Regions from separate parts of the Homo sapiens genome. Here region 1 is linked to region 2. Evidence: chromatin loops called from intact Hi-C (ENCODE). Cell type or tissue: endothelial cell of umbilical vein. All regions are shown on one strand.

What was found. A loop is a pair of places that touch in the nucleus more often than their neighbours do. Peaks named below come from ENCODE experiments on the same cell type or tissue, not always from the same donor. Only the 100,000 strongest peaks of a DNase experiment are listed, where the experiment ranks them.
Region 1: a loop joins it to region 2, with 4 times the contacts of the local background. A loop is called at or near these places in 10 of 110 quality-filtered maps.

What each region holds. Positions count from the first base shown.
Region 1 is chr1:244,602,476-244,604,975 of GRCh38, reverse strand. The region is part of intron 17 of CATSPERE (catsper channel auxiliary subunit epsilon); the gene reads right to left. Among named protein-coding and RNA genes, the nearest start is that of DESI2, 49 kb to the left of the region's middle. In endothelial cell of umbilical vein, a CTCF peak has its summit at 1,373 (motif pointing left); no DNase peak of the experiment used is centred here; H3K27me3 peaks cover 210 bases.
Region 2 is chr1:244,963,458-244,965,957 of GRCh38, reverse strand. It overlaps LOC124900416, which reads left to right. Exons shown (of 4, transcript XM_054328428.1): 4 at 150-754. EFCAB2-AS1 (EFCAB2 antisense RNA 1) reads left to right here. Exons shown (of 2, transcript NR_111907.1): 2 at 1-754. Among named protein-coding and RNA genes, the nearest start is that of DRC8, 5.0 kb to the left of the region's middle. In endothelial cell of umbilical vein, no CTCF peak of the experiment used is centred here; DNase peaks (open chromatin) are centred at 1,547 and 2,287; H3K27ac peaks cover 2,388 bases.

The sequences.
Region 1 (2,500 bases), 360 kb after region 2:
ACAGCAGACACCAGCAAGGGGAGTGCAAGATGGACCGGCTACCCCTGCCTTGATGCTACAGCTGGAGACACAGGTCCCATTGGGCTTATTTACCGCAAACTCAGTAAGTGTTCAAAAGAGCTGTAGTGCTTCATATTAATATTTTTCTCCCTGCTACCATGTGAACATAGAGGCTTGAAATCAGAGCTAAAAGTTCAATTCTTGATAAAGTCGTGCCTTTGCACACCAGAACTTGTGACCGTAAGAATGGTTACATGTTTTCCTTCTCCGTCAGTTACTCCCATATTTCTGAATGAAATTGTCCCCCATGCCTGTTGGGTAGAATTTCACTTAGGACCTTAGTGTCAGGCACTTGCTTCGAGGCTGCTGGCTCTGGGACTGTCGCCCCACCTTCTCCTTCTGGTAGAGCTTCTTGCTGCACTCACTGCTCTGTGTCTATCAGACAAAATAACAGGTCCTTGACAGTGTCTCCTGACTCACTGCCCCATCTCTGCTTCACCTCACATTTGTATCTGGCCTTCTAGGTCTGCTACAGCTTGCTAACACCCAACCCTTGTTATTAAAAGCATTTATTGTCCCATTCTCACAAACTGGGGACAAAAATTTTAAATGTCAAAAAGTGGTACCTGAGAAGTTATTTTCTTTCCATCCTATTTAGTTTTGAGACGTCATGAAGAGATGAACTCAGAAGGTTAGTTCTCAAACAGGCATGACTAGCTAGGGATTGGAGGATTGGTGTTTGGCTTCTTTTCTGATGGGGAGGAAGGCCACAGAGTATTCAAAAACTCTACTGAGAGCTCTGGGACCCTTTCGCAACAGACAAATGCACACATGTGCAGGCATACATGTATTTTTGTATAGTTTCAGAGATTTGGGTCAGGCTTTAGCAAAGCTCTAATTCTAGGAGCTTTGGAAAGAACAGAATGTTTGCATCTTCCAAAAGTCATCAGACTATTGAATTATTACCATTTATTGGTATTTTAGAGATGGGGTCTTGCTCTGTTGCAGAGGCTGGAGTGCAGTGGCACAATCATAGCTCACTATAACCCCTAATTCTTGGGCTCAAGGGATCCTCCTAACTTTAGGACTACAGGTATGTGCCACCACACCCAGTAAATTTTAAAATCTTTTGTAGAGATGGGGAGTCTCACTATGTTGTCCAGCCTCATCTTGAACACCTGGCCTCAAACCACCCTCCTGCCTCTGATTCCCAAAGCACTGGGATTACAGGTGTGAGCCACCATGCCTGGCCAGATTCTTACATTATTAAGAACTAGTTGCAAGCCATATGTTTTATTAAAAAAAAAAAAAAATCTTAATTGAACTGAGCTGGCATCTTTTGCAAGAGCAATATGCTACAGTGCCATCTAGTGGCAATAAGTGTAAATTACATGACCCATAATTTCTGGGTTTGTAAAGATCTTTTACAATGATGTTTAATTTATATCATTGAATATATTTGAAAAAATACTTGTCTATATAAGCATGGCTTATTTTCATGAATGTTCTTTAATGTAGGGTATAATACTAATTAAGCCTAAGAAATGCAGAAATGTTACTAGTTGGCAGCTCTTCCTTGCAATTTGTAACCTCCCCACAGTGGTAGTTCCATTTTGGGAATTGGGAAAGAGACCTCTCTGTGCACCTGCAAACCTATTAGACAAATCCTTGTGGCTATCCCATTGTATTAACCACGACTTTAATTTTCTGTATTCTGATGCCATAACTTCTGGGGCCTTGCTGACTCTAGGGGGTCTGCGGAAGGTTAGCCAATTCCTAGAGATAGTAACCAACTCTTCCAGGAGCCCCTGCCTATGAAAGGGGGTTCTTTATTAGTAGCCCTGGGCTACTATCCTCCTACCCTCATCACCCCAGAGGCAGACACACTACAACCAGGGAGAGTCCCTAGTCCCCAGAGCCCCATTGAAATTATTCAAAGTAGCCAATTTCAAACATGCTTACCCTGCCTCTCCTATTCCTTCCCACAGAAACTGCAATAAGGCTCTGCCCACATTTCCCCCTCACTCCCTCTGCCTCCTGACTGACCCTGATGTTTCCATGTGTGGCCCCATGGAGCATGCCTTGCCCCCAGTTTCTAGGGATCTGTATGTATAATGCACTTCCTTCCTGATGGCCATTTCCGCGTCTGTATATCTTACCGTACCTGACTAAAGCGAATCCTCAGGACCCTTAAAACACCCAGAATATCTGTTCCTGAACTCCCTGCAGGGTAACAAAGAAATCCTGCCCCACTGTTTCCTCTAGGGCTGCTTCTGTGGCACTGAATTCTAGTTTGGGATTGGAGCGTGATAGACTCATCATCAAATGCTAGTAAGTGTGGGGCAAGCCCTGGGACTCTGAATCCAGCTGTGATGACTTGGGTTCCCAGCTAGATCACACTCCCAGGGCTGGCTTCCTTCTTATGAGTGTTGGACAGTCAGTCTATTGTCCTTTTATCGGTAAAACTCTGCCGAGCCTTGTACCTGAGCCATTCCCTATA
Region 2 (2,500 bases):
GACTGGGAATAATTTTTTTTTAAAAAAACTGGATTTTCCTTGGGCATTGCCATTTACTAATCTCATGATCCTGGGCGAGTCATGTAATCTCTTTAAAACTTATTAACTCATAAAAATAGAAGTAACAATGTCCAAACTTCCTATTTTAGAGTTTTCACGAGGCGCAATAGATGTAACTGAAAGCTTCGAGAAGTTTAAAGGACTTGCAAGGAAATCTACTGAAATAAGCCCCATTCCACCTGGGCAGAAGCACTCAGACGCCAAACCCCACCTTCTGTCCTGAAATTCACCTTCCACTAGGAGAGTTTGCTTTTCTAATGCTTCAAATGCACAACGGGAGATGTTCTGACTTCAGGGTTTCTACCCTTCACTGCTGTAATCTGCTGCCTGTATGACATGCGATCTGGTTTACACCGTACAGCTTATCATCTTCAGCTTGTGGCCCCTTCCTTGTTTCCACCTTGCTATTCAGGAGGGCCTGTAAGGGTATCTGGATTCCTTGAGCTGTAGATGCAGGACAGTGAGAGGGAGGGAGGTAGTTCTCTGGTCTAATTTCAGTTTCCTAACTGAGGGTACATGCCTTCCCTGAATGATCATCATCAAAAATATCCAGCCCTTCATGGAAGACACCACCCCTCCTCATAGATGAGTCCCTGAGCTTATGATCTCAAAAGGAAATCCTTATCAGAATACAACAGAATAAGGACATAGTTTCATTACAGTTATAATAATAAAAGTAGTTCTTCTTTATTAAGCTGCATGAGGTACTTTGTATTGTATTAGTATTCACGTTTCACAGATAAAAATACCACATCTTCACATAAATGGCTTGGTTAAAGCTCACAGCCAGTAAATAAGAGAGCTGGTTAGGAATCTAGTTCTGATTTCAGAGTCACTGTTTTGTCTGTCTGTTTGTTTGTTTGTTTCTTTGTTTGAGACAAAGTCTCGCTCTGTTGCCCAAGCTGGAGTGCAGTGGTGGGCTCACTGCAGCCTTGACCTCCCAGACTCAAGTCATTCTCCCACTTCAGCCTCCCAAGTAGCTGGGACTACAGGTGTGCTAACCAGGATTAACCATGGCCAGCTAATTTTTTATTTTTTGTAAAGATGGAGTCTCCCTATGTTGTCCTGACTGGTCTTGAACTCCTGACCTCAAGCAATCCTACCTCAGCCTCCTAAAGTGCTGAGATTACAGGCATGAGCCACTGGGCCCAGCCATCACTGTTTTTCTGCTTCTTTATAAAATAAGATATTGTTAGATCCTTTCAATAACCCAAATATTTAGAGAAGAATGTTAAGAGCAAACATTCTCCACAGAATTAGTCACCTCTCTCTCTGCTTTTCTTTCTTTTTTACTGCTTCAAAATATCAACCCAAGCATCTGGCAGAGACTCTTAGAGACTTGAAAGAACCAGATAGTGGCATGCACTTTGTCCTCGTCTGGAAAGACAAAGAGGGAAACTAAACGTCTGGCCGGATGCTGGCTCTTGGAAGGCAGGAGTGGAGGCGAAATTTACTCCTCTACCATGAGCTAGTAGTGGGCTCTCGCCTTCATACTTCTCTTTCCTTCCCGCCTTTCTGCAGCTTTAGGTTTCAGGCCTCTCAGTCAAGAGGGAGAAATTTAATTGTGTTAAATTCTTGGCCCTGGACAAGATCATTTTCAGTGCCAAAGCTCGTTCAGGCTTTCCAGGGAGACCCGGCACAGGAAGCCCGGGTGGCAGCATTTGTGGGCAGCTTGCGAGTAACACTTACATGAAACCACAGCTCTTAAAGCATTTGGAAAAATCACACGCTGGCCCTGTTTCTCTCAAAAGCACATGTTCCTTTATGTTTCTCTTTAATATAGACCTTGACACAGCAAGTCACGATTTAATTCATTACTTAAACACTTCCTATCCCAACCAGCATTTTTCAGGCACACTTATTGCCAGGCTAAGTCTCTGTTCTTTATTTATTGAAAATAAAACCTTAAAGGTGAAGGATGGTAGCTGATCCAAAGATTCAATACGTGTTTATGGTTGCTCACACGACCTCTTCGTCCTCATGTGTAAAAATAGAGGAAAAGTGTAAAAATATGCTGCTAATTGATTTTGGAATGTTTTGTTAGTTCCAGCTCCAAAAATAAATCTTTGAAATTAGGTTTCATTTATGTTAACATTTACATCAGGAGATAATGCTGTATAGAAGAACAAGGAAATGGTCTTAGGAGGTAAAGGGGTCCAGGATTGAATCTCAGTCCACTACTCATTAGCTAGAAAACTTTGGACATGTTACTTCCTCTCTGTAACATCAGTTTCCCCATCTGTAAAATGGAGATAAGAAGATGAGTCACCATTTTTGTTTTTGTTTTTTTGAGGCAGTCTCACTCTGTCACTCAGGCTAGAGTATAGTGGTGCAATCTCGGCTCACTGAAACCTCTGCCTCCTGGGTTCAAGCAATTCTTGTGCCTCAGCCTCCTGAGTAGCAGAAATTACAAGCGTGTGCCGCCATGCTCTGGCTGGTC